Regions from separate parts of the Homo sapiens genome. Here region 2 is linked to region 1. A link is a contact called in ENCODE Hi-C or POLR2A ChIA-PET data. All regions are on one chromosome and are shown on one strand. Each heading gives the region's core, a stretch centred on a gene start or an enhancer-like site at or near the end of the contact. The rest is flanking DNA. Distances are from core to core; before and after follow the strand shown. Region 1 overlaps FER1L5 (fer-1 like family member 5). Region 2 overlaps FAM178B (family with sequence similarity 178 member B).

Evidence for each region. Hi-C counts contacts between places; a loop is a spot of excess contacts on that map. ChIA-PET counts read pairs that join two places held with the same protein, here RNA polymerase II (POLR2A). Pooled maps may share reads with other maps.
Region 2: a loop to region 1 is called in a pooled map of gastrocnemius medialis, with 2.0 times the contacts of the local background. The contact joins two enhancer-like sites. A Hi-C loop is called at or near these places in 1 of 50 pooled maps. POLR2A ChIA-PET finds 5 or more read pairs at or near these places in 2 of 52 experiments (T-cell and activated T-cell).

What each region holds. Positions count from the first base shown.
Region 1 is chr2:96,678,173-96,681,386 of GRCh38, reverse strand. The region is part of intron 19 of FER1L5 (fer-1 like family member 5); the gene reads right to left. Among named protein-coding and RNA genes, the nearest start is that of FER1L5, 37 kb to the right of the region's middle. Within about 2 kb of position 1,311, at least 2 of the 41 ENCODE cell types and tissues checked have a DNase peak (open chromatin) inside an H3K27ac peak, as active enhancers do.
Region 2 is chr2:96,951,915-96,955,367 of GRCh38, reverse strand. The region is part of intron 6 of FAM178B (family with sequence similarity 178 member B); the gene reads left to right. Among named protein-coding and RNA genes, the nearest start is that of FAM178B, 33 kb to the left of the region's middle. Within about 2 kb of position 2,192, at least 12 of the 41 ENCODE cell types and tissues checked have a DNase peak (open chromatin) inside an H3K27ac peak, as active enhancers do.

The DNA.
Region 1 (3,214 bases), core at 62-2,561:
TATTTATTTATTTATGACCACTTTGTTTTATTGATTGGTTGAGACACGGTCTCACTCTGTCACCCAGGCTGCAATGCAGTGGCATGATCACGGCTCATTGTAGCCTCAAACCCCTGGGCTCAAGCCCACCCCAGCCTCCTGAGTAGCTAGGACTACAGGTATGAGCCACCATGGTTGGCTAATTAGAGACAGGGTCTCTCTGTGTTACCCAGGCTGGTAACAAACTACCTGAGACCACTTTAAATTAAATTTTTTGTTGGACACTCTTCAGGCTACACAGGCTACATATATATACAAACCATGATATCAAAAGAATACACCATATGATTTTTAATATAATAATAATAATTATTTTTTAAAGAGGCAGGGCAACGGCGGCTCACGCCTGCAATCCCAATGCTTTGGGAGGCTGAGGCCAGGAGTTCAAGGCTGCAGTGAACTATGGTCATGCCATGGAGGTGAGGAGTGGCTGTAGTTAAGCAAAGTGTTTTGGGCTGCATTTATGTGTGCTTGATACTTGTTCCTTTTGATCCAAATGATCTAGAGGGCCTTGGTGGGGTGGGGTGGGCACAGGGGCCTCTGGAGTGCTCCAGATCCGTGATCTGAGTGCTATTACAAGGGCATGTTTGCTTTGTGATAATTCACTGAGCTTGACACTTTGGTTTGTGTACTTTTCCATAGGTATGTTCTACTTGAAAGTTTACTTAAGAAATTAAAAAACAGTGGGGCAAAACACCCAAAATCAGTATGTAAAATACAGTGTGTCAAAGATGGAAAATGCTAAGGAGATAAGTGGGGAAGGGAAAAAGGGAGATGCCGAGTAATTTAAATAGAATGGTCACCTAAGGACTTTCTATGAAGATCTAGAAGAAATCATCTAGAATGCAGCCCAGAGAGAGGACAAGATGAAAAATATGGAAGAGATTTAAAAATATGAAGGACAGAATGAGAAGGTCCACAGAGGACAGAGTGAGTTCCGGAAGGAGATACAGTGGGGAAGAGGTAATTTTCAAAGGGAAAATATAGTTTTCCGGGATTTTTGGAAGACACTAGTTTCAGACCCTGGCCTTTGAGTGAAAGACTGGAATGATAAATAAGCAGAGATGCATGCCTGGGGCTCTCAGTGTGAGGATACACAACAGCAATTTTCCTCTCCTACTCTTGGAGAACTTACAAAAGCAACAAGCAGAAGGAAAATAACTCAGTTTTCAGCAAACCAAGGAGACAGATATAATCTGCAGACTCAAAATACACGTAAGGACTGCCAAAAGCAACTGTGACCGCCACCGAAGCCAAGGGGTGAAGCGCAGCAGCAGCAGCCACCTGCGGGACACGACTAGCAAGACAGACAGCGGGAAGCATGCTGAGTAGGGGCAGATTGCAGAAAGTGCCAGCAAAAACACACTCCCTGAAGGAGCTCAGGAGCTTATGAGGCAATGTGAGCCCGTAAACTTCAGAAAACAAGTAGAAGAAAAAACAAAAACAGAGATGGGAAGGTAACATAAGTAGTCCACGGGAGATTAGATGCTGCAGACAATTCAGTGAGGGGCATGGAAATAAGGATAGAAATAAGAAAAGTAACCGAAATGAAATGGAAAGAATAGGTCAAAAAAGGATCAGGGAGAAAATGACAGATACAGATAAAACCAAGGAGAATCACTAAACCCATAAATGGAGCCTCTGATGTAGAAAATTAAACAATGGAACAGAGTAAGTATTTTAACATGTAACCTAGGAAAACACATGAGGAAAGGATGGTCTTTTTAACAAATGTTGCTTGAACAACTGGATATTCACATGCAAATTAATTCAAAATGAATCATACAGATAAGTGTAAGAGGTAAAACTGTAAAAACTACAGGTGTGGCCGGGTGCGGTGGCTCACGCCTGTAATCCCAGCACTTTGGGAGGCTGAAGCGGGTGGATCACGAGGTCACGAGATCGAGACCAGCCTGACCAACATGGTGAAACCCCGTCTCTACTAAAAATAGAAAAATTAGCTGGGCGTGGTGACACGCGCCTGTAATCTCAGCTACTCAGGAGGCTGAGGCAGGAGAATTGCTTGAACCTGGGAAGTGGAGGTTGCAGTGAGCCGAGATTGTGCCACTGCACTCCAGCCTGGTGAGGGAGCGAGACGCCATCTCAAAAAAAAAAAAAACTATAGGTGTGTGTCGCCATGCCCAGCTAATTTTTTAAAAAATTTCTGTAGGATCTCGCCATGTTGCCCAGGCTGGTCTTGAACTCCTGGGCTCAAGTGATCTGCCTCAGCCTCCCAAAGTGTTGGGATTACAGGCGTGAGCCACCACACCCAGCCAAAACTAGAAAACTTAGAAGAAAAAATAGGAGAAAAATCTTCACAATCATGAGTTAACCAAAGAGTTCTTAGCTATAACACCATAAAAGAAAAAATAAATTGGATTTTATCAAATTAAAAATGTTGGCACTTCAAAAGACACTACTAAGAAAATGAAAAGACAAGCCACAGACAATTTGCAAATCACATATCTGGTACAGGACTTGTATGCAGAATATATAATGAATTATTGCAACTCAATAATAAGAGAAACAATGCAATTTAAAAACAGGCAACACATTTGAATAGACATATCACTAAAGAAGATAAATGAATGGTTAATGAGCACATGAAAAGATGTGGCCAGGCACAATGGCTCATGCCTGTAATCCCAGCACTTTGGGAGGCCAAGGTGGGTGGATTGCTTGAGCCCAGGAGTTCAAGAACAGCCTGGACAAAATGGAGAAACTCCGTCTCTACTAAAAATACAAAAATTAGCCAGGTGTGGTGGTGCGTGCCTGTAGTCCCAGCTACTTGGGAGTCAGGTGGGAGGATCACCTGAGCCCTGGAAGCACAGGTTGCCATGAGCCCGTGATTGCACCACTGCACTCCAGCTTGGGTGTCAGAGCGAGACCCTGTCTCAAAGAATAGAAAATAAAAATAGGCTGAGTGCAGTGGCTCACACCTGTAATCCCAGCACTTTGGGAGGCCGAGGTGGGTGGATTGCTTGAGCCCAGGAGTTTTGAGACCAGGCTGGGCAACATGGTGAAACCCTGTCTCTACGAAAAATACAAAATCTAGCCGGGCGTGGTGGCACATGCCTGTAGTCCCAGCTACTTGGTGGGGCTGAGGAAAGAGAATTGCTTGAACCCGGGGGGCGGGCGGAGGTTGCAGTGAGCTGGGATTGCCCCACTGCACTCC
Region 2 (3,453 bases), core at 943-3,442, 270 kb before region 1:
GGCTAATTTTTTGTATTTTTTAGTAGAGACGGGGTTTCACTGTGTTAGCCAGGATGGTCTCGATCTCCTGACCTCATGATCTTCCCACCTTGGCCTCCCAAAGTGCTGGGATTACAGGCGTGAGCCACCGCACCCGGTCTCGCATGGCTAATTTTTGTATATTTAGTAGAGACGGGGTTTCACCATGTTGACCAGGCTGGTCTTGAACTTCTAACCTCAGGTGATCCACCTGCCTTGGCCTCCCAAAGTGCTGGGATTACAGGCATGAGCCACGATGCCCGGCCAACACTCATTTTTATTTCATTTTTTTCTTGTTTTTAGTCAGGCCCATGCTCTGCTGCCCATGCTGGAGTGCAGTAGTACGATCACAGCTCACTGCAGCCTCCAACTCCCGGCTCAAGAGGTCCTCTTGCCTCGGCCTCCCAAGTAGTTGGGACCACAGGTGTGCACTACCATGCTTAGCTAAGTTTTGTATTTTTTTTTAGAGACAGGGTCTCACTGTGTTGCCTAGGCTGGTCTCAAATTCCTGGCCTCAAGCTATCCTCCTGCCTGGGCCTTCCAAAGTTCTGAGATTATAGACATGAGCCACTGCATCTGGCCTCTCTTATGTTTAAACAAAGAAAGAGAAAGCAAAAGGCCATAGGTGAACGCTTTGGTTGCTATTGGTTTCTATTGTATTTAGGCATTTTATTCAGACTGATTTGAGTAACTTGGCAAAGGCCCAGGAGCTGATACGTATAAATAACTACACTTGGTGTTTATCCTTCGGCCATCACTTGGGATTCTAAAGGCATTTAGAGACCTTGCCCTCTGGGACTGCTGCCCATAAAATAAATGAGGAGGTTGAGGCGGGAAGAATCTTCCCTTGGGTGTGATAAGGAACAGAAATTCCAAGATGAAGCTGGTCAGAGCTCTGCTTAGGAAGGCCCGTGTGCTGAGCCCAGCTGCCCCCATTTCCTGTCACTGGTTTTGCGGGTTTCCCCGTTGTAGCTGATGTCCTTCCCTCGCTTCCTTCTGCTCCAGTGGGCGGCGAGGGTGGAGGCAGACACCTGCCCACTGTCATTGCTGTCATGGCTGGGGATTAGCAGCTCCCTCCTCATCTCTAGTCACAGCTGAGGACTCCGATGGGAACCTCCCTTCATGGGATCCTCAGGTCTGACAGCTGGGGGCTTCCCACTCAGCCAGGCCTGCATGGTATCTGCTGCCGATGGAGGCTCTGTCCCTCTGTCTCTCCCTCCAGGGCCCTCCAACATTCTCAGGATAACTTCGGACCTCAGCATTGGCTTGGCCGTGGACAGAGGCACCCCCTTGGACCCAGCATCCGTGTTCTTGATGTGGGGACGTGACTCTGACAACAGCCAATTCTGTCACCCAAGGCGTTTGAGCTTTCACTGCACACACCTCCCACCCCCTTTCCTTTTTCCCTTTTCCTCCAGGCTTCCCAGCCCAGGTGCTGCTGTTGGGATCCTCCTCCTTTCCCCAGAGTTAAGGCATTGTCTGTGCACAAGGCCCATTCCCTGCCCAGCAGCCAAGCTTGAGGTCACCCTGTGATAACCTGAAGGGCGTGGAAGGGCTTGTGGCTGAGCCAAGGAGAAGCAGCACTCCCGTCCCACCGAGCATGCACTCGGCCTGCAGAGGGGAGTCCTTGCCTCTAACCCTAAACACAGAATTCCTTGAAAGCCAGTCACCTCAGGGCAGAGCAGGACTATGTCCTTTCTGGCTTTCTGTTGCTCCTGGTCCCATAGACAAAATTTTCTCAGCAGCAATGAACTCAGAGGCCAATCAATCATTTCTCTGGCAGAAACTGCAAAGCCCACATAGCAGAAGGGAGATGTTGCAACTGTGGGGTCTCTCCCTTGGAGCAGCAGTTAGAAATGTGTTGATCTGAGCCAACAGGGCCTTGTACAATCAATTCTCCCACTAAGAAACTGGCGGGGTGCCCCCTCCAGCAGAATGCCAGAGCCAGCGTCTCCTCAGAGTCCCTGAAGCGCCAGCCTCCTCACCACATGGCCCTTGTCGGGGTTCTGCCAACTTGCAAGGTCCTCCAGACATTGTTTACATGGGTATTGTCTGCGTTCGGGCTGCTGTGCATGTTCTTGAACCATGCGTCTTGCTGGGGTCAGTCCCTGAAAGTCTCCATGTGACCGGGCACGTGGATAGAATGGAGCATGCCAGCAGTCCTGGGGTGCACGTGTATTTGTATGTACAAACGAAGGTCTATTTCAGGGTGGTAAACTTCACAACCACAGGAACAAAGCTGCTTTCTCCTCTGAACTTAAATGACTTAGAGAAAAAACATGCAATTTGTAAACTGCCTGGACATTCTCAGAGAGACAGCAGCTTGGCTCAGAGGATAATCTTTGTTTTGTAGCATTCTGTTCCTGGCAGATTAAAAAATGATGTCCTTTTTAAAGGAGAAGGAGGAGAAGCAGAAGGAGGAGGTTGGGCTGACTGAAAAACTTTTTATCTAGGGTGGCAACGTTAAGTACTTTCTGAAATGTTCTTTGCATGCATTTGGGCCATTAAAAAGAAGAACAAATGTGACTTACGTTTTCATTTCCTGGAATCCATGTTAATGATCTTTGGGACGTGGTCTAGAGAGAGCAAGCAAAGATGGTGGTCACAAAATGCGCAGGACGTAGGAGAATCCTACCCCAAACCCAGGCTCTCTGGGGATGACCAGGAGCTCAGGAACGGTGACAAAGTCCAGCCAACCCCCTATAAAATGACTTCTGAAGCACCTTCTACCAGAGGCCCTACAACCATATGAAACATTTCAACAACTCATTTTGCAAAGATCTGGAATCTTGTAGGTCAAGGTGATCTACCGGGTCAGTGGTCCCCAAGGCAGGGCTCATCTCCACACCAGCGCCGATTTTGAGAGCTCCTGTTAGGAGGAAGAGGCCCGAGGGGGTGGTGTGAATGGGCACACGGTCACAGCCACAGCCGCGTGGCTGGTCTGAGCACGCCCCCATCCCTGGAATCTGGGACACTTGCAGCTCACATGGTTTCTGAAGAATCCTCTATGGAACTCTTGTTTGGTATTTCCTTCCCAGAATGTCTTCATCCCGGGCCCCTTTCTGTTATTTTCCGGTCTTCTCAGGTGTCCCCTTTGTATCTGAAAAACATAAGGCAGAGCAGAAACGCCCTGTGTAACCAGATCGCGAGACGCTGGCCTCGTGGGGGTAATCGTGCCCGCCCCTTGCAGCTGGAGGAACCCGAGGCTAAGACACCCACTCCTGGCCTCACTCCTCACCTTTCCACACCCTTGGCAAATATTCCACTTTCCCCTGTGGTCAAATGGAAAGGGCAGACTGCACTGCCCCACCATGTTTTTTTGTTTGTTTGAGACGGAGTGTTGCCCTGTTGCCCAGGCTGGAGTGCAGTGGCATGATCTTGGCTCACTGCAACTTCCACCTCCCGGGTTCAAGCAATTCTCCTGCCTCAGCTTCC